Regions from separate parts of the Homo sapiens genome. Here all the other regions are linked to region 2. A link is a loop called in an ENCODE intact Hi-C map of the cell type or tissue named here. Cell type or tissue: heart right ventricle. All regions are shown on one strand. Each heading gives the region's core, and the rest is flanking DNA. Links, peaks and the distances in the headings are about the cores only.

The links. Hi-C counts contacts between places; a loop is a spot of excess contacts. Peaks named below come from ENCODE experiments on the same cell type or tissue, not always from the same donor. Only the 100,000 strongest peaks of a DNase experiment are listed, where the experiment ranks them.
Region 1: a loop joins it to region 2, with 12 times the contacts of the local background. A loop is called at or near these places in 93 of 110 quality-filtered maps.
Region 3: it touches region 2 in a loop (12-fold over the local background); 75 of 110 quality-filtered maps call a loop at or near these places.

What each region holds. Positions count from the first base shown.
Region 1 is chr3:73,053,915-73,061,407 of GRCh38, reverse strand. PPP4R2 (protein phosphatase 4 regulatory subunit 2) reads right to left here. Exons shown (of 9, transcript NM_174907.4): 4 at 2,278-2,371; 5 at 348-385. Among named protein-coding and RNA genes, the nearest start is that of EBLN2, 4.0 kb to the left of the region's middle. RefSeq lists a silencer at 5,553-5,753. In heart right ventricle, for the core only: a CTCF peak has its summit at 4,835 (motif pointing right); no DNase peak of the experiment used is centred there; H3K27ac peaks cover 1,450 bases.
Region 2 is chr3:72,934,268-72,941,760 of GRCh38, reverse strand. All of the region lies in intron 3 of GXYLT2 (glucoside xylosyltransferase 2), which reads right to left. Among named protein-coding and RNA genes, the nearest start is that of GXYLT2, 50 kb to the right of the region's middle. In heart right ventricle, for the core only: a CTCF peak has its summit at 2,707 (motif pointing left); a DNase peak (open chromatin) is centred at 3,000; H3K27ac peaks cover 2,500 bases.
Region 3 is chr3:73,083,575-73,091,067 of GRCh38, reverse strand. No RefSeq gene overlaps it. Among named protein-coding and RNA genes, the nearest start is that of EBLN2, 26 kb to the right of the region's middle. In heart right ventricle, for the core only: CTCF peaks have their summits at 4,669 and 4,869 (motif pointing right); a DNase peak (open chromatin) is centred at 4,907.

The DNA.
Region 1 (7,493 bases), core at 3,321-5,820, 120 kb before region 2:
CAAGTAGTTATTCCAAACATGGGAATTATGCCCTAGAGACACCCTGGAAAGGCATCTAGAATGGCATCTCAGGGCAATGAGTGCCACCACAGTATGTAAATCCAACAATATTAAAATTACAGTAAATCACCAATCTCTTTAATCCAAATCTCTTTAATGGAAAAAACATATAGATAATGTTATTAGTAATATTCTACTTTGGGGACTGAATGGTAGGTTCACAAGTATGTTATCACACTTAATTACATATTAAATAAATTCAGTCTATTTTAAGAATAATATATTAGAAGCAATAAAATGATTAAATATAGTAAATAATATACTAGAAATAGAAAAAATATACTTACTCTGAAGAAGGATAAACACAGCTAACAACCATCACATTCTGCAATAACAAAAATCAGTGATTTAGTATGAAGAAAAGTACTACAACATAAAGTTTCATCATTTTTGTTTCTAAAATCACTCTGGTGGGTTAAATTCCCATTGATTCTAATTTTGCTAGTAAAGGAAAATGGTTAAAAATGAAAACTGGTGAAACAGCAAAAACTAAAACAATAACAAAGGACCAAAAGAGAATATCCTACTCAGCCACTAATTTTTTTTTTCCTATACTTATTTTTTACCCTAATCTAGTTATTCTAGACCCGTAACATCATACACTATACGTAGTAGAGTAACTAAGCTCAGATGGAATCAACAAAGATGTTGAGAGATTGAAGTACTTAAGACATATGTAATTGATTTTCCTTACAAAGCAACACCCAATCCACGGCTTGTTGTGTTGCATCATATATCCCACAGAAAGAGACTCAAACCTTTTTTGTAATATATTTATGATCTTCCCAGTAAAAATAACTTTACTAATATTCAGTGTTCACTGAAAGTTTAGTATGAGTCACAGTAAGTGTTTTGCATTTAATCCCCCTCCCAGCCCTATTATTAACCACATTTTACAGAGGAGAAAACTAACTGGCCCAAGGTCACACAACTATGAAACACTGCAACCCTGATTTAAAGGCAGGGCACCTGGTATGACTACTGTAACATATTGCTACTTTATCTGAAAATCTCCAAAATGTAATTATTACAACTCCTGGAGCTGAAAAGTAAGTACTGATGAGCCATCTCAGTTTCCTGGCCTTTGGGGATATTATTCAATTGAGTGTACAGAGGATCAACAAAATATATTAATCCAGTATGGCCACAAAAACTACTGTAAATCACTATGTAATGGTTTTTGATTCCTGTTCCCAGGGTAAAATAAAGTGGATTTGAACCAGATCCTTAAATGAACAGGGGAGTGTTTCCGGACCAACCATCAACTGAAAATTAGAACTCATTAGTCCAATCTTGGTTCTCACAGGGCTTCCTTCATTTTTCACTCAAGACAAGTCAATTTCTTACTTTTCATTCCCTTAAACACCTTGAATCTTTGTTCTTCACACCATTTCCTTTTTTTTTTTTTTTTCTGAGACAGAGTCTCACTTTGTTGCCCAGGCTGGAGTGCAATGGTGCCATCTCAGCTCTCTGCAACCTCCGTCTCCCAGGTTCTAGCAATTCTCCTGCCTCAGCCTCCTGGGTAGCTAGGATTACAGGCGTGCACCACCACGCCCGGCTAGTTTTTGTATTTTTTGCAGAGACAGGGTTTCACCATGTTGGCCAGCCTGGTCTCGAACTCCTGACCGTGATCCACCCACCTCAGCCTCCCAAAGTGCTGGAATTACAGGCATGAGCCACCACACCCAGCCCACACCATTTCCTTTATTCAGAATACCCTTCCCTTATTCTAACACTCCCTCAACCCCCTCCACACACAAACACTAATGTTTATCTCTAAATCTGACCTGCATCTTTCTACTCAATACCTCATTTACATGCTTGGCACCAGTAAGTTTCCAAAGTTATGTACCTTTGAACTCCAGAATTGAGAAAATGAATTCCATGTGTAAGTTTATAAAACACTCTATAAAGTTAAAATAGCAATTATAACTTCACAGAACCTTTAATAAGTTGATATACACTATGAATTTCCAAGAAATAATAAGCTGCTTTCACCAAACTTCAATGACCAACACACAAACCCTCCTCTACCCGGTCCTATTAAATCTCTCTGTAAAACAGAATGCAATTTGGAAAACAATTTGGGAAACTCAAGGTAGGCTGAAAAACATATTTCAAGAAGTGGTACCCGAAACAGATCTTACTCAATGTTCTTTTCTAAAATAAAAGCTATTACACCACAGCATAATATAATTCCAATAATAAAATAAATACCTTTTCTACTCCTCTGAGAAATTTGTCTGTTCCTGTATAGTTTCTCCTTGGATCTGTTAACAATTCACATAGTCGCTGAATAGTAAAAGGGATACTGCAAAAAAATATAATTTTACAGTGTGAGATCACTGATAATCAAGAAAACGAGGAACATTATTTCTTTTGCTAGGTAAAGCTGTATCTAGTCACCCATGTATTAAGCTACAAAAGAAAATGCTATAATAGGGAAATAAATGGATGAGTCATTTAAAAAAAGACAATAAAATAAGCATACCTTTCTATTTAACAAAAAAACCATTCTCCCTTCCTTTAAAAAGCAATAAAGGTGGGGGGGGAGGGAGGGGGGAATGGTTAACGGGTACAAAAATATAGTTAGAATGAATAAGATCTAGTATTTGATAGCACAACAGGTTGACTACAATAATTTATCGTACATTTTAAAATAACTAAGAGTATAAGTGTACTGTTTGTAACACAAAGCATAAAGAAACGCTTGAGGTGATGGATAACCCATTTACCCTGATGTGATTATAATGCATTGTATGGCTCTATCAAAATATCTCATGTACCCCATAAATATGTAAACCTACTATTTACCAACAGAAATTCTTTTTTAAAAAAAAAGCAACTTAGAACACCCAAAATCAACAGAAAGCTTCAAAACTGAGGAAAAAATTTTTATATAATAGAAAATTCTAAATCCTGATAATTTGATTTTTAAGTTTACAAGAGAGGTAACACAAATAATAATCAAGTTGGGGGTTATTTAATATATGTATTTTTCCTCAAGTATTCTTCTGCACTCAAAGGTTTCTTTAAAATGTTCAAACAAAACTACAAATATTTTAAATGTGGTTCTGCTCCATTATTGCAATTTCATATATAATCTAAGTTTAATCCAACTTAAAATATACACAACTTTTATTTAACTTTACCAAATAATTTCACTATACCTCAATTTTTCCTTGACCACAGTAAATACAAAACTGATATAAGTTGGAACTAAAATCATTTTATAAATATTTTTAAGTTTTGAGCTCATGTAGCTATTAGCATTCATAAGAATTACAAGCTGAACAGAACAGCAAAGTTATGAGCACGAGGTACGACAAACGCAGCTAACAAATACAAACAAATCTTCAGACTTCAGTGTCTGCCATACCAATCTATTTATTCTCTTTAATGAAAAGAATTACAAAGCCTCAAATTAATAGTTAACATTCACAAAGGTCTTCATTTTTTATAGGCAGTGTGATACAGAATTTTCTTCCACCACAAGGTATAGTAGTTAGTGAGTTAAAATGCCAGGACTCAAACTCAGTCTCTCTAACTTCAAATCTCATGTCCTTTCCATTGTACCACACGTATTTTACAAAATTATAGTTGTTTATTTTCTAACTGGATAAACTACATTTGGTTCTCATATTCTTTGTGTCAATACTATTCTTATGTTCAAAGTATAAGATGTGCAAAAAATTCTGAAAGTGCTTAAAGTGCATGTTATTCATATGAGAACAAATGTTTTTAGATAAATTTGAGAGTCCAAGAATCAATCTTTTGTCTCAAACCTAAAATCGAATCCAAACCTAAAAGTGAGAAAACTGTTCTACCAAAAGACAAGGCACAGAATAAAAGATTAAATGTTTGCCTGATATTCCAAACATTCAGAAGCAACTAGAAATTCCTCTGGGTTTCTGAGGAAGAATACTTTTTTGCTTTTGAAAATCTACTCAGAGTGAAGTACAATGTCAAAATGAAGAATCCTTTTAAATGGGGAAGTACAAAGCACACCAACAGCGTTACTAAGTATGAAACAATAAGCTTATACATCTTTTGTTTCATTCCTATAAAGACAACCATTAGAAATCTATAGCTAATACACAAAACTAACTCTACTTTAAAAATGTTTAAGCATTTTCCACATGTATAACAAACAGTATTAGTTTCTCAATTGTCTGTCCGTGAAACCCAGTATTATCGTGGATTTCAGATTAGTGGTATAACTCACCTTAGCTCCTCTTCTAGTTCATGGCTCTTCAAACCTTACACACACAACACACCTAAGCTATTTCCTCATTAATCACCCCATAGTGATACTGTCATTAAAATTTATTATTCAAAATATACAAAATAGCACCAACAGTTTGGGTATTCAACAAGTGTTTGGGTATTCAAATAGTACTTAACTGAAAAATACTGTCTAGTCATTATGCTTTTTCTTCCTACTAAAATTCTTTCCCACATTAAAACCTAATGTTTTCTCACTAATTAAAATTAGTTTTAACAGATGAATATTTTAAAACTTCTTGTTTAACAACATGTACACTGAATGCTTTGGCTAATTTTCTTTAGAAATGTAAGTTAAATTGTAGCCAATTATTAATATTTTATGTGTTGTTTAATATTAATACTGCTTTGGGAGGGGGGTATGTGTTTACATAGCAATACCAGCAATGATAAAACGAGTTTAAGTTCTTAGACAATTTCAGAAGCTTTTTTCAAAAGATCCTTATTTCAAAAAGTAAAAGAAGCTTTAAAAGTCATTTTACCAAGTATCCAATAGATGGCACTAAAATGTCACACAACACTTCCTTTTCTCACACGACAGGCTAAATCCCAACCAAACACTTTCTGCAAATCAATGGATCCACTGGAAATATTAGTATGATAAATGAACGTAACAGCATTGAAAGGTCTCTTTACATACAGACTGTACTTTTAAACTTATTCCATAAATATAAGAGCCTATTATAAACTAGAAATACCAACCTTGTTCAACAGCAGTCAAAAGACATGTAAATAATTACAATTACAGTAATAAATAACAACACTGTATAAAAAGTGCCATGGAGACAGAATAAACTGTATGCCAAGCTTAGTAAGCGTGACACTGGGAAAACTTAGTGTGAGGTAGGCCTCTAAAAGGAGGCACAAGAATAAACCAGAAAAACCAGTACAAAATGAAAGCATTTGGTACAAGTATATGAAAGCTCTGCTCTCTGATACTCATCCATTAGACATAGCATACAAAATAGTTTATTCTAACTTCTGAAAATATTAAGGCTTTTCCCACACATACTAAGAAAAGCAAATATAGGGAGAGGAGCGTTAAACACACATGCCACTCATTCTCAATGAAAAGTCTATTCAGAAATCCTTAAATTTGGGGGGAAGTGGTGATCAGATGTTCATTAGCAAAGTTATACTGTAAAATAAAAAACCCTGGGCCAGGCACGGTGGCTCACGCCTGTAATCCCAGGACTTTGGGAAGCCGAAGCAGGCGATCCCCTGAGGTCAGGAGTTCAAGAACCAGCCTGGCCTGTAATCCTAGCTACTCGGGAGGCTGAGGCAAAAGAATTGCTTGAACCTGGGCGGTGGAGGTTGCAAGTTGCAGTGAGTCGAGATTGAGCCACTGCACTCCAGCCTGGGTGATAAGAGTGAGACTGTCTCCAAAAAAAAAAAAGCGTTTGGTTTACTCTGCAATGATATATCATCTGATTTATTCATATTGTAAAATGGAAAACTAAGATGATATAAGGAACTGAAAAAAGGACATGACTAGCTAGCATCTCAAATTTTTTAAAACAGTGCCTACAACATCCAGTAACATTTTTTAAACCCCCCGCCCCACACATTAAGGATCCACCTTTGCTAAATATATATATATATTTTAATACACACACACACACACACACACACACACACACACACACGCTACCCCACTAGGAGACCTTACTCAAAACTGAATTTACCTGAGTCTTCATGGGTCTCATGGGTCTTGTCTGAAAACAAGGGTTCTACAAGTACACTTCAAAGATTATCATGACGACTAAATACGACATAATGTATATGGTATATTAAATCACCTAACAGTGCCTAAAATATTTCAGAAAGTTCAATAAATCTTAGTTCTTATTGTCATCATTCCATCTACTCTTTGATAGAGATTGTGGGAAGGCACACATGGTCCAAAGACCAACAAAACCAAAAGTATAGGTCTGTCTTTAAAAATACTCCCTTTAATTCCAAGGAAAATAACTTACCCTAATTAATAGGACCACACATTTTACCTTATATATCTTAATTTAAATGCAAGCTGTCCCTATTTACTTTTTTTTAAAAGCAGAAGTCTTGTACACCTAAAAGCTATGGAAATTCAAATACCAAGAAAGTTGCTGAATATCAGGGAAAGACATCTTAACATAAAGTAGCAATTCAATGCTATTTTTTAAAAGATAAATTTTAAGTCATAAGGCTAAACACTAAAGAAATAATGTCTTAAGCATGTATTTTAACCTAAATTTCTATAAAAGTACTAAGTTGACAAGGCACTCAAAAAATAAGTGCGCACTTCATTCAGACTCTAAAAAAATCAGTTTAACTACCTTAACTTTAAATTATATAAGCAACTTTTCCACATGAAAAAGACAAAGGAATGTAACATGTAGCACAGAGGCTACTGGAGTAAACAGCTAAAGAAATGACCATAAAAATCTGACATCCTACTAAAAAAAAAGTCAAAACAGTCATTCACTTTTGTTTTACCCATGTATATGTGGATTTTACTGTCTTTTCTGACTAAATGACCACATTAGTGGTGTCTTAGTTAACAGAAATACTGAGTTAAACTTAACTGTCAACATGGAAACTAACAATATCTCTGTTACCAAAGACTAAGTTCATAATTTTGTTTACACCTACAAAGTCTTACAAAAGTCAGAAATACCATTAGAATCCTGTGATACTAGCTTTACTTGAAGCAGTATGTTCTTTCTCTACTCAGGCTTTAATATTTACATAAACATACACATTCATAAATATTTATATTTATGAATTTTGGGTTAAGGAGTGGTGCAGACACTAGTTTACTTACATCATTGGGGTTCCTTATCATTATTAAAAGAGGCGAAATTAGCTGAGCACGGCGGCTCACGCCTGTAATCCCAGCATTTTGGGGGACCGAGGCGGGTGGATCACCTGAGGTCAGAAGTTCGAGACCAGCCTGGCCAACATGGCGAAACCCTGTCTCTACTAAAAATACAAAAATTAGCCGGGCATGGTTGATGCATGCCTGTAATCCCAGCTACTCAGGTGCTTGAGGCAGGAGAATTGTTTAAACCCAGGTAATAGAGCAACACTCTGTCCCCACCAAAAGAAAATTCATACACATATAATCTTATGTCTCAAATCAAATGACAGATTTCGCTTTTTTTTTT
Region 2 (7,493 bases), core at 1,669-4,168:
CATAATTACTTCTTTACTTATCTGTACCTATATATTTATTTAAAAAAACATGAGTCCACATTGACACTGATCTCAGGACTGTGCGGGCATGTGTGTATGTGTGTGTGTGTCTGCCTGTGAGAAATAATTTGTTAAAGGCAAAGAGAATTCTGAGCTTAGATTACTAGGGTGTTGGGCTAAGATTACTAGGTGTGATTTTAATAAGTGAGGCTGGAGGTAGGGGCGTAGAATGGCCAGGTTATTGTCTCCAGGCAACAGTATGGCAGAGGGTAATGTGCACAGCATCTGGGAAAGAGTGACACACACTAGAGTGGCTGGAATGGGAAATTCATGACTTGGAATAATGCTGAAAGTTAGTATGTAAACTCAGAATGCAAAGGGCCCTCAACATCAGGCCCAGAGGCCTGGACTTGACTCTGCAACAGGGACTCTAGGAGGATTCTGGGCCAGAATCCATCTGATGAGGATAGCATTCAAAAACCAAAAATGCAGGAGTAGTAACAGGAGAATAGAGACACATGTAGCAGGGAGATGAGTAAACAGGATAATATAATAACCCTTTTCTCTATTATCATTGCCACCTTTATTTTTTGTCTTAATTGTAAATACATGCAGACCCAGAACACATGGTCAGAAAGAGGCCTATACCTTCACGGCTCTGTACTTCTGGTGCATGCGAATGTCTTTGCAAATGTGAACAGATAGCTTGCATACATTACGTAAAGCTCTGATGCTCTTTGTCTTTTTTCTCTTTCTTACTGGTTTACTATTTTTAAAAATTGGGCCAGTGCGGTGGCTCATGCCTGTAATCCCAGCACTTTGGGAGACCGAGGTGGGAGTATTGCTTGAGGCCAGGAGTTCAGTTCCAGCCTGGGCAACATACAGATCCAATCTTTACAAAAAATTAAAAAATTAGTCAGGTGTGGTAGTTTGGGTGGGTAATTCCAGCTACTCAGGAGGCTGAGACAGGAGGGTCCTCTGAGCTCAGGAGGTGGAGGCTGCAATGAGCCATGATTGCACCACTGCACTCTAGCCTGGATGACAGAGGGAGACCCTGTCTCAGAAACAAACAAACAAACAAAACACGAGTTGTCTGAATTCCACAATACACAAATTCATGCATGTGTGTTGTAAAAACATACAAACAATTCAGCAATCAACAGAGTAAGTTCAAGTTGCTCTTTACCTGTCCTTATCCTCACCACACCACCACTCCAAACCCCCATAACCAACCCCCGCTCTCTCTTCAGAATTAACCAACATTAACAGTGAACCTCATCCCAGTCTGTTCCATGGGGTCTTCATATGGCCAGGAAGTCAGATCTCAACTCAATCAATCCATCACTCTTTAAACTCTTTTTTCTGTAATTCTTATTACTGCCTGAAATTAACTAATTTACTTGCTTTTTGTCATTCTTTTCTGACTTGGATATAAGCTCCATGAGATTAGGATATTTGGATATCTTATTCACAGTCATACTTCTAGGGCCAGTCACATAACTGAGGCTCAATAAATATTACCGAATAAATGGTTGTATGTGTAAATGTTTATAAACACACACGAACACATACATTTTTGCATTTTCATTTTATTTACTTTTTTGAGGTAAGGTCTTGTTCTGTCACCCAGGCTGGAGTACAGTGACACAATCATGGCTCATTGCAGCCTCCACCTCCTGGGCTTAGGCAATCCTCCTGCCTCAGCCTCCCAGGTAGCTGGGATTAAAGGTGTGAGCCACAGCGCCTGGCCATTTCTTTGCATTTAAAAAATACTGGCTGAGTGCAGTGGCTCAAGTCTGTAATCCTAGCACTCTGGGAGGCCAAGGCAGGCGGAGTGGATTGCTTGAGCCTAGGAGTTCAAGAATAGCCTGGGCAACATGGCAAAACCTTATCTCTACAAAAAATACAAAAATTAGCCAGGTGTGGTGGTGCATGCCTGTAGTCTCAGCTACTCAGGAGGCTGAGGTGAGGGAATCACCTGAGCCTGGGGAGGTTGAGGCTGCAGTGAGCTCTGATAGCACCACTGCACTCCAGCCTGGGCGACAGACTGAGACCCATGTTTAAAAAAAAAAAAAAGGAAAGAAAAGACTACCTATAGAATCATACTATACATGCCATACTTTCTAATTGTCTACTTTGAGATACTTCCCTTTAATTTTATGTGTGCAGACAACAAAGAACATTCTGTTTGATGCTGCATATTCTCAAGTATCCTCTTTGATATTCTTGAAATAGTTTAAGATAGTTTAGAGAATAATGAATACTTGGAAAATAATGTTGCTATATAATGCTTCCTTTTCTGTTTTGTTGTTGTAGTTGTTGTTGTTTTTGAAAGTCTTGCTCTGTCACCCAGGCTGGAGTGCAGTGGTGTGATCTCGGCTCACTGCAACCTCTGCCTCCTGGGTTCAAATAATTCTCCTGCCTCAGCCTCCCAGGTAGCTGGGTGCCACCACGCCCGGCTAATTTTTGTATTTTTAGTAGAGACAGGGTTTCACCATGTTGGCCAGGCTGGTCATGATCTTTTCTGTTTTAAAATATATATATAATTGGGAGTTTGTAATAAAATAAATATGCATTCTTAAGTAGTGTTCCACACTGTTTTAATCTGAGATTTTAAGATTGCTCATTTTGTTAAATTATTACCTTAAAATGGGGTGGCACAGGAGAAAATTAAAGCCTATCAATTTTTATTTTTGTTTCTATTGTGCCCCCTTGTGGAATTACATATAACTTACATATTCATTTTTGTGACGTTCTAACAAAGAGCAGGGTGTACCAATGTCATGGCTGCATTCAGGCATGCACCAATCAATGAAGTAGCCTCTTCTGATCAGTTTAGTCTTTGCAAACAAGATTCTGATTGCTTCTGAGTTGAGCAAAGCAATGATGGCTTTGTTCAAGATGGTTCTTCTAAAATTCTGGCTCATTAAACTTGTGTTTGGTCTTTGATTTCATCATTTCAGCTGTGTGGCCAACTGTTAGAACTGCATGCAGGACGTTTTCCACAGGCCTTGCGTAACTGAAAAGTATCTGGTTTCTCCGGCATGTTCTGAGATAATGGCTCTCTAAGATGTTCCATCTGCTTCCATGCTTGCTTTTGGCTTGCTTCCTCCTCTTATCAGGTGTTGCAATCCCAGCCAGCAAGCACACAGTATCTTTCCTTGTTGGCTGTAGACATTCCGTTAGCCATGGCAACTGTCATTTAAAGCAGAGTCTAGTTTCTTAGTCAGATGGTGCCTCCCCAGAGAATGTGTTGCTGAAAACAGGATCATTGGATCACAAGGAACTGTAGCTCTTTACTCAAATTAGACTGATTTTCAAAGAAGCTTTTCCCTTTTCTTATATTTGAGACTCTAATATAGCCAACATTTACTGAGTAGACACTGGGTTCAGGGCTCAGCACTTTTATAAGTTATATCTTTAAATCCTCTCTGTCACTTTTTGAAGCAGTGGTTAAAGCCCTTTTTATAAGACCATCCATCCATTTGTCCGTCTTTCCATCCATTGTCCATCCCCCTATCCATCTATACATCCATCTTTCCTTCCACCCATTCATCCATCAAAAGAGTTTTACAGAGTGCCTTCTGTTAGTATGTACCAAATATTTCTGTAGGTGCAGAAGATCAAAGACCTTTTACATTTTTTTCTTTTTTTAAAATTAAATTTTTGTAGAGAGGATCTCACTGTGTTGCCCAGGCCAGTCTTGAACTCCTGGCCTCAAGCATCCTCCCACCTCTGCCTCCCAAAATGCTGGGACTGTAGGCATGAACCACCATGCCTGGCCAAGATTAAAGATCCTTGCCCTGAGAGGGCTTACATGCTCCTGAGAAAAGCGAAAAAATAAATGAGTAAAGTGTGTAGTATTCCAACTTTGAAGATGGTAGGATATGGAAAACTAAAGCAGGGATGGGGAGCAATGATAAATACAAACACCTCACTAAACTGGCGAGTCTGAGCAAAGACATATGTTCTATTTCTTTTTTCTTTATCCATTTAACAGTTAAAGAATGGAAGGTTCAGGGGAATTTTCCTAAGGAGGTATTTTGGGAACACTTTAGGAATGTCTTCTACAAGTAGAGGAGAAAATGCTGTCACTAATATTCTAAGAAGTAGGGCAGAATGACTATTCTTTAGGAGAATCTTGGGCTTCAATCCAGACTCCAAGATTTACCCCAGGAAAAGGATTTAGTTTTCCTCAATTTCAGTTTCCTCATTTGTAAAGAGGATGCAAATGAGCATATTCCTCAAAGAGTTGGGGAAGAGTTAATGAAATCATAAACCTAAAGATCGCAGCCTGGGTTAAGTGCAGTAGGCATTGGGTGGTCATTGGCCACCTACCATACATTTCCCTTTTTTCAGTGTTATGTCCTGAAGACATATTTTAAAGCAGCATTTCTTAAACTATTTTCAACTGTACCTCATAGTAAAAAACGCATTTTCATCACAATTCTAGTTTATGCATACATAAATATATAAGACAGAAATGTCAAAAAGAATACTTGTTTTTACTAAATGCAATGCATATTTATTCTATTCTATTTCTTTTTTTAAAAAAAAGCTGATAATAATCCACTAAACTGGTTCCAAGAGTCACTGGTGGGTTATTCCTCGCAATTAGGGGAAACTCAGAATAGTCAAATAGTTAACCAAAACTTAGTAAATAATATACATAGATAGGTAGGCAGACATATGGAAAAAGAAGTAAAAATGGTCCTTCCTCTATGTCCTCCACCATATTCTCTACTATTTTCTTCCCAGAGAAAACCACCAATTCCAATTATTTAAATTGATTCTGTAGGTATATACCTCTGTGTGTCTAAATAATATACCTTATCTATTAACTTCCTACCCTGGAAGAATAGGTTTTAGCTCTCTTTCACACAAATTCCCAACCCCACACATATACCTTCCCATCCCCCAATACAATTGTATCAAAATATCATTTAGATCAATACACAGTATTATGATGGCCATGAAAACATTATTTCCAGTGAAGCCACAAAATGAGTAGCAATACTTTCCCTCTCTGTACAAGTGTTTTTCCTGGAATTAATGACTCTTTTTGCTGTTGTTAATTTGTTTCGGTTTTTTTTTGTTGTTTTTTTGTTGTTGTTGTTTTTTGAGATGGAGTCTCACTCTGTCACCCAGACTGGAGTGCAATGGTGCGATCTCAGCTCACTACATCTTCTGCCTCCTGGGTTCAGGTGATTCTCCTGCCTCAGCCTCCCGAGTAGCTGGGACTACAGGCATACTACACCACACTTGGCTAATTTTTGTATTTTTAGTAGAGACAGAGTTTCACCATGTTGGCCAGGCTAGTCTCAAGTGATTCATCTGCCTCGGCCTCCCAAAGTGCTGGGATTATAGGCATGAGCCACTGTGCTGGCCAGTTTTCTATGTTTATTAAAGTTTCTTCCACGACTTCCTGATTTTCTCTTCTTTTTCTTTTTTTTTTTTTTTCTTTTTTTTGAGATGGAGTCTTGCTCTGTCACCCAGGCTGGAGCGCAATGGCGCAATCTTGGCTCACTGCAACCTCCGCCTCCCAGGTTCAAGCAATTCTCCTGCCTCAGCCTCGGGAAATAGCTGGGACTACAGGCGCGTGCCACCACACCTGGCTAATTTTTTGTATTTTTAGTAGAGATGGAGTTTCACTGTGTTAGCTAGGATGGTCTTGATCTCCTGACCTCGTGATCCACCCACTTTGGCCTCCCAAAGTGCTGGGATTACAGACGTGAGCCACCGCGCCCGGCGGGCTTCCTGATTTTCTCCAACCAGGATGCTGTGCAGCTATCATCTCCTTTCCCCTGATACTCCTTTCACGTCCCCTTTGAGTAGTATTCCCTGCTTCTAGGATCTCACATCTTCATATTTCTTAATGTACTCCATTTCAGTGGAGTACATTAGACTCACAGAAGGAATTACAGAAGACTCACAGGAGGTAAATATTTTGAAGCGGTGCACATCTGAAAATGTCTTGCGACCTAGACACTTAATTTGTAGTTTGGTTGAGTATAGAATTCTAGATTGAAAATAATGTTGCCTGTGAATTTTAAAGGTATTGCTCCAATATTTTGGCACTTTGCCCACTACTGTTGAAGAGTTTGAAGTCCTTTTGATTTCTGGTTTGGGGAATGTGACTTTTTCTTCCCTTTCTGATAGCTAATATTATCTTCTATTTCACCTGTTGTTCTGAAAGTTCAGTCAATATGCCTGATACGGTATGGTTTTTTCCATTATATGTGATGTCTTCTGATGGATTCTCTCAATCTGGGAATTTATGTCTGCTTGTTCTGGGAAATTTTCTTGAATTAATTTCACGGTTGATTCCCTATCCTGTGCGTTGATTTTTCTTTCCAGAGCTCCTATTGTTCAGATGTTGAACCAGTCCTCTAAGTTTCTGATCATTTTATTGCTATTCTCCTTCTATTTAGTTTTTGTTTTTTGCTGTACTTTCAGAAAGAGTTCAATTTTCCCAGTTCTTCTATTGAGTTCTATTCTGCTGTACTTTTAATGTACAAGAGGTTTTTTTAATCCTCTAAATATTCCATTCTTGACATAGAATCCCATGCTTCTTTAATACATATTGTGTTTTATTTTATTCCTCTAGGATCCTAATAATAATTTCTTTAGAAGTTTTATTCATCTTCCATATATGATTTTCTGTAGGTTGATAAGCTCCCTTTGTTTGTTTTGAACCCTGTCTTTCCTATTAGAGGGTTTCTTCAAATGTCTAGCAATCACTGGATCTCTATTCATATTCCAGCTGTTTGGAAGTAGGTGGAGTAAGCCTGTCAGCTATGCACATCATTGGAGGAAGATCTGTGGGCCACTCTAATGGGGAATCCTTCCATGTCAGTGTTCTTAAATCTCCATAGATATGCTTCCAAATCTCTGTAATTTTCTTTGCAAGGTTCTGGGCTCTACATGGTAGAAACAGGCCTGGGGTCTTAACATTCATGTGTAAGTTTTTTACTGAATCTCATGTTTTCAACATAATATCCTTAACTGTGCCTGGATTCTCCTAGTCCAGAGACCCCCTGTTTTACTTTCTTTAGAAACTGAATTTCCAATATTTTGCCCAAGGGAGAATCAAATTCCAAGTTAAACAGTATGAAACAGGCAATCTGAAGGCGTAACTGCTTTTCAAACATAAATGTAACTACACCTCCTGATTTTAGGTTCATCTTCATTGCCATCTCCAGACATAGTGGATGCCGCTAATTCATTGGCTTTGGGGGTCTTTTTGCCATATATATCATTTGCTTCTGCGTTTTTCCCACTGCTGGTTAAAGATTTAGCTGTCTCAAGTCAAGGTTGGTAAATACTATTCTGGTTGTCCTAGAATATATTTATGCTATTAAAAAAATTAATTATCAGCTAGGTGTGGTGGCTGGTGCCTATAATCCCAGCACTTTGGGAGACTGAGGCGGGCAGACTGCTTGAGCCCAGGAGTTTAAGACCAGCCAGGGCAATACAGCAAGACCCTATCTCTA
Region 3 (7,493 bases), core at 3,321-5,820, 150 kb before region 2:
GGTGGGCAAGGGATGGAATCTTTTTGGTGTCTTTAACATTTTGAATCATATGATTGCATTCGCCTTTCAATATAAACATTAAGCTCAGTTGTGGTTTTTTTTTAGACGGAGTCTCGCTCTGTCGCCCACGCTGGAGTGCAGTGGCGCAATCTCGGTTCACTGCAAGCTCCGCCTCCCGGGTTCACGCCATTCTCCTGCCTCAGCCTCCCGAGTAGCTGAGACTACAGGCACCCGCCACCACGCCCAGCTAATTTTTTGTATTTTTAGTAGAGACGGGGTTTCACTGTGTTAGCCAGGACGGTCCCGATCTCCTGACCTCGTGATCCGCCCGCCTCAGCCTCCCAAAGTGCTAGGATTACAGGCGTGAGCCACCGCGCCCGGCTAAGGTCAATTTTTTTAATTGAACAGGCAAAAGAAATCCAGGATCACTCCATGTCTGGGTTTGGCCAATATTTTCCCAAGGCACCAGAGAGTAAATATTTAAGCTTTTCAGGCTAGTAAGAGCTCAATCCCCACCACCCTCAGCAATGTCTTTGAAATTCAAAAGCAGCCATGGACAGTAAGTAAAGGAATGGGTGTGGCCACGTGCCAAGAAAACTTTATTGAAGATGCTGAAACTTTAATTTCATGTAAGTTTCACATGTCTTGAAGCATTCTTCACTTGATTTTCCCCCCAATTGTTTAAAAAATGTGAACCCATTCTTAGCTCACAGGGCTGTAATCGGCCAGCTCCTGGTCTGTGGTGATGGCCTCTTCATTTCTGCAGTGATCTCACTATAGCTTAGGGGTGTGTCCAGCTCGGGGCACCTGTGTTAAGAGGAATATTAACCAGCGAACTGGTATGCCATCAGTCTGGTGCCAGGATGGGAGGAATGTTGAAAAACTTGGGGCCGTAGATCCTGAGGAAAGAAAATTTGGGATTAGAGGGCAAGAGCAAAGTGGAATGAAACCTGCCATCAAATAGGTGATGGGCTGCGGGAGGGGGATCCCGGTCTCAGATGCAGCGTGGCCAGGTAGGACAAGGTGGCTTTGGGGCTTCACCCAAAGGAGAAATATTAACCATTCCTAGAGCTTCCGTGGAGAAGGAAGCCCTGGAGCAGCGACCAAGATGCACTTAAGGCACCAGTGGATCAGTGGATGGGATGCCCTCGGTGTCCCCACCCCATCCCTGTCCTCACCACCTCAGGGCACATGCACCCTCCACGGCCAGAACCTGCATTTCTTTTTTCTTGCTTGCTTTCCCTCTTTCTTTCTCTTTCTCTCTCTCTCTCTCTCTCTTTCTTTCTTTCTTTCTTCTTTCTTTTTTTTTTCTCGCTCTGTCACCCAGGCTGGAGTGCAGTGGCGCGATCTTGGCTCACTACAACCTCTGCCTCCTGGGTTCAAGAGATTCTCCAGCCTCAGCCTCCTGAGTAGCTGGGACTACAGGCTCCCACCACCATGCCCGACTAATTTTTGTATTTTTAGTTAGCGACAGGGTTTCACCATGTTGACCAGGCTGGTCTCGAACTCCTGACCTCAAGTGATCCGCCTGCCTTGGCCTCCCAAAGTGCTGGGATTACAGGGGTGAGCCACCGCGCCTGGGCGTCCTGCATTTCTTTACCTGGGAGCTTCCTTGGCTGCCACTGTCTGCTCTGCCCACCCACAAGGCAGGTCAGAAGCACAGGGAATTAACCCCCCTCAGAAGCAGCACTTCACCCGTGTTGGTGGGTAAATGTCCCAGTTGTGTCCCCACTGGGAGAATAGCTCTGTGGGGTGTAGTCTACACCAAAGAGTTCCTCAGCAGGGCCAAGCAAGGGTGAGCCAAGAGAAGAACTCACTCCCAGGCCCTGCAAATTTTTAAACTTTAATAATTATACATGGCCAGGCATGGTGGCTCACGCCTATAATCACACTTTGGGAGGCCAAGGGAGGCGGATCACTTAAGGCCAGCTGTTCGAGACCAGCATGGGCAACATGGCAAAATCCCGTCTCTACTACAAATGCAAAAATTCGCCGGCTGTGGTGGTGCACACCTGTGGTCCCAGCTACCGGGGAGGCTGAGGTGGGAGGATCACTTGAGCTCAGGAGGTCGAGGCTGCGGTGAGCCAAGATAGCACCACTGCACTCCAGCCTGTGCAACACAGTGAGACACTGTCTCAGACAAAAATATATATATATATTATATGGGCTGTCAATCAAGTGCGTAATAATTTTTTCTTTTCTTTGCATTTTTTGAGGGGAAATTTATCTTCCGAGCCTGACTCCTCCATGCCACCTGAAAGAAGACGTAACCTCATCTCATTCCGATTCCCTCCATGATTTCTGGGGATTTCTGCATCTCTCTGAGTTGAATCCAGTGATTCATATGGTTTCCCTCGGCCTCCTTCTCCTTCCCTGGGGTTGCTCGGGGTCTCAGTCCAGACTGACACATCCACTTTCTCTCTCTTCTCTCAGCAGCCTTCTGAGCGGCGATCACCTGTTCTGCGTGTTTCCATGTCTTCTCTTGAACCCTGACCCAATCTTGCGCTTACAAGTTTAGAACGTTCCTCCCTTTGTTTCTCCTCTTCACCAGCGCCCTTAAACTGAAGAGCTCCCACCTGTAGCAGGCCAACAGGTAAGCCTAAAGACAGGAGGTTGCTTGTGTCAGTTACCTGTATGTCCCCTGTCTATGCAACAGCTCAGATATGTGTCCAGCAGGCATTTCCGATATTTTCAAGACCCAGCTCCCAAAGGTGGCCCCATGTGGACCCGTCCCCACCTCAATATAGGGCAGTGACTCTGGCCAAAAATCTTGCTTGGCTCATGTTTCTTGGCTCATGTTTCTTTCATAGTCCATATTCAATCGGTCAACAAGTCTTGTCAGGTCCATCTGCAAAATGTATCCAGAATTTTATGCTGTAGAATATTATTCAGCCATAAAAAAGAATGAAATCCTGTCCTTTGCAGCAACATGGATAGAACTGGAGGTCATTATGTCAAGTAAGCTGGGCACAGAAAGAGAAATATCACATGTTCTCACTCATATGCAGGAACTAAGAAAAAGTGGATTTCATGGAGGTAGAGAGTAGAATGATGGTTACCAGTCTGAGAAGAAAATCAGGGGATGAAGAGAGATTGACTACTGGGCACAAAAATACAATTAGAAGGAATAAGATCTGGCCAGGTGCGGTGGTTCACGCCTGTAATCCCAACACTTTGGGAGGCCAAGGCAGGCGGATCACGAGGTCAGGAGTTCGAGACCATCCTGGCCAATATGGTGACAGAGTAAGACTCTGTCTCAAAAAAAAAAAAAAAAAAGAAGAAGAAGGAATAAGATCTAATGTTCAATAGCACAGTAGGGTTACTATAGTTAAAAATAATATTTTGTGAGTGTGTGTGTGTGTTTTAATACAGAGATGGGGTCTCACTATGTTGCCCAGGCTGGTCTGAAACTCCTGGGCTCAAGCAGTTCTCCCATCTTGGCCTCCCAAAGTCCTGGGATTACAGGCATGAGCAACTGCACCTGGCCAATAATGTACTATATATCTCAAAATAGCTGGAAGAAACTTGGAATGTTCCCGACACAGAAAAATGACAAATGTTCAAGGTGATTGATATGCTAATTACCCCGATTTGATCATTACACATTGTGTGCATGGATCAAAATATCATACTTACACCATAAGTGTGTGCAAACATTATGTATACATAAAAATTAAAATTAGCTGGGTGTGTCTGTAGTCCCAGGTACTTGGGAGGCTGAGTCTGTAGTCCCAGGTAGAGACTGAGGCAGGAAGACTGCTTGAGCCCAGGAGTTCAAGACCAGCTGGACAACATAGACTCTGCCTCAATTTCCAAAAAAAAGAGAAAAAAAATGCCGGGCGCAGCGACTCACGCCTGTAATCCTAGCACTTTGCAAGGCCGAGGCGGGTGGGTCATTTGAGGTCAGGAGTTGAAGACCAGCCTGACCAACATGGCAAAACCCCATCTCTACTAAAAATACAAAAAAAAAAAAAAAAATTAGCCAGATGTTGTTGCACGTGCCCTGTAGTCCCAGCTACTCTGAAGGCTGAGGCAGGAGAATCACTTGAACCCAGGAGGCAGAGGTTTCAGCGTGCTGAGAATGCACCACTGCACTCTAGCCTGGGCAACAGAAAGCGATTCTGTCTCAAAAAAAAAGAAAGAAATTTTAGAAATAATTTCTTTTAATGTAGCCATAATTTAACCACTTCTTTCAATGAGAACTTCTCGCTTCTCTCTCCCTCTCCCCTTCCTCCTCATGGCTCTTAATTTCTATCTATTGCCATCTCAGGACATTGTTTGATTTTCTCCACGGTGCATTTTGCTTTCTGAAAGTATCTTGTTTGTTCAATTCCTTGTGTGACGATTTTCTGTCTCCCCTTCCTCTAAAATGTAAGCTCCCTGAAGACAGAGACACTGTCTGGTTCACACCTGCTAGATGAATACAAGTGAAGGCATTGCAGAACTTGCCTTCTTCAAACATGTGCAGCTAACAGCTTCCAGCACCAGAAAATTGAAATTCTCTTTTGCCTTTTCTTTAATGCTCTGCCTCCATTTCTAAGCTGGTTTTCTTCTGGGTCTCTGTTCTGATTCTCACACACCTGAGTGTGACTTACCCTGCTTCCCTTGCAGATGTCATTGTTCGTCCCTCAAAATGTTTGTGGCACATTTCACGGTAAGGCTCTGAGACAGCGCTCCAAATTGTGTCTACATATCTTCTGTTGTGGTTACTTTGAAGTTTGTTGAATTATATTGTTTTGACAGAACTGTCACATCTCAAAACGTGTTGCTGACTAAAAACATATGCAGAACCTTTTTTCCTTCTTTTTCTTTCTTTCCTTTTTTTTAAAAAAGGAAAAACTCTACCATCATCTTGCAACTAAACGTATGGCCACAGGAGGGCACCATGAGGCCGCACTTCTGCTCTACGCAAAGTGGGTGGAAAATTGAGACCTGACGGTGGGGACAGTGCAAAACTCTGGGACTTTTATTCTTAATCTCTTTCTTCATTCCAAGATCTACCGCCCAGTGGTAACACACCCTTTGGAGAGCAGGCTGAGAAAATCAAATACTGGTACAACATTAACAAATAATAATAATTAATAATAAGCTGTGAATGTCTTCCAGTTCGTAGAAACTATAAAAGCACATTTACTCAGATATACTTTGTTCTAAGTTATTTTTATCAGGGTTGAGTAAAAGTGTATAGATCAACAGCTATGAGCAAAAATGGAAGAAATCTGAAACTCCTGTAATGACAGACTTCAGGAAAATGTCCTCTATTGAAGTAAAAAAAAAAAAAAATTAGCAAAGTGACAGGATTGGGATGCAAACCCTGGCTGTGTATACAGTGTCTGTGTTCTGCTATTACACTCCATGTTCAGCACAGCCCCATATGGGAGTCACTAGTCACATGTGCACATATTTAAATTTTAAATTAACTTAATTAAAAGTAAATAAAATTAGGCCGAGCGGGGTGGCTCACACCTGTAATCGCAGCACTTTGGGATGCCAAGGCGGGTGGATCACCTGAGGTCAGGAGTTCGAGACCAGCCTGATCAACATAGTGAAACCCCATCTGTACTAAATACAAAAAATTAGCTGGGCTTGGTGGCACATGCCTGTAATCCTACCTACTTGGGAGGCTGAGACAGGAGGATCACTTGAACCTGGGAGGTGGAGGCTGCAGTGAGCCGAGATTGTGCCATTGCACTCCAGCCTGGGCAACAAGATCGGAATTCCATCTCAAATAAATTAATAAATAAATAAAATTACAAATTCAGTTCTTCAGTTGCACTAGCCACAGGTTCAAGAGGTCAACAGTGAAATGACGCCTGTGGCTTCTATTGCATAGTACAGATATAGAACATTTCCAACATCATGGAGAATTCTATTGAATGGCAGTCGCATAGACAAAGCCTTGCAGTTTGTACTCCTAACCATGTCACTTTACTGCCTCATGGAATCTAGCAGTCTATCTACCTTGCCTATCTATTGTCATAGTTTCCCTTGAATTCAAAACAAAGTTTAAAAATATTTCATTCTTCTACTAAACAAGACGTTTACTTAGTACCCACATTTTACCCACCCATTCAATATAACATACCAAAGGTAGCAAAGCAAATAGAAAATATGCTCCCTGCTATTAAAAATTTAGAATCTAGGCTGGGCACGGTAGCTCATGCCTGTAATCCCAGCACTTTGGGAGGCCGAGGTGGGTGGATCATTTGAGGTCAGGTGTTCGAGACAAGCCTGGCCAAAATGGTGAAACCCCATCTCTACTAAAAATACAACATTAGCTGGGCGTGGTGGTGCACGCCTATAATCCCAGCTACTCGGGAGGCTGAGGCAGGAGAATCCCTTGAACCCGGGAGGCGGAGGTTGCAGTGATCTGAGACAGTGCCACTGTACTCCAGCCTGGGCACAACAGAGTGAGACTCCATCTCAAAAAAAAAAAAAAATAGAATCTACTTAAATAATGTGAGTGAATTATCTGATGCCTACCACAGTTGGGCAATACTGTATTCCAGTGGAACAAATGCACAAGATCGTGGAAAAGCATTATATTATAGGCAAATTTAACTAATGAAACATTATTCACCAAATATTTTCTTGCACTCTTGTGGCTTACAACATTACGTTTCTTCCACAGAATCACTGACTCACATAGTGGTTCAATCTATTTCATCTGACCAAAGCCTGTGTAAGTCATCTGCAATTCACCTGAAGCAGTGTATTGTTTGCTATATTACAGGACCTTTTCACTTGATGTGAAATGAAATCAGAAAACCCAAAGACATCTTGGCTCTGACATGCTCTGTAACAGTGGCTTTTCTGGAACAATGATTTTGCAACAGAGTAAGGCCAAAATTAAACTTAGGTAGGAGTCATGATAGAGCAACATGCACAGGTGTGAGGCAGAGGGCAGAGAACTTGAGTGTGGGCAAGCCAGACCTTGAAAAAAGAAGTCATTCATCTCTGTCAATTTTTTTTTTTTTTCACACAGAGTCTCATTCTGTTGCCCAGGCTGGAGTGCAATGGCATGATCTCAGCTCACTGCAACTTCCACCTCCCAGGTTCAAGCGATTCTCCTGCCTCAGCATCCCAAGGGACTACAGGCATGTGCCACCATGTCCAGCTAATTTTTGTATTTTTAGTAGAGACGGGGTGTCGCCAGGTTGCCCAGGATGGTCTGGAACTCCTGGCCTCAAGTGACCCGCTCGCCTCGGCCTCCAAAGTGCTGAGATTACAGGTGTGAGCCACCACCCCCAGCCTTTCCATCAATTTTATCAATGACAACCTCAAAGAGAACACTTGACCTTCAGTAATACTGCAAATGAGATGGTCTAATGGATTTGGAAGAAGTGGGGAGACAAGAATAGAAAAAGGCTTTCAAGGCCGGGTGCAGTGGCTCACACCTGTAATCTCAGCACTTTGGGAGGCCGAGGCAGGTGGATCACCTGAGGTCAGGAGTTCGAGACCAGGCTGGCCAACATGGCGAAAACCATCTCTAC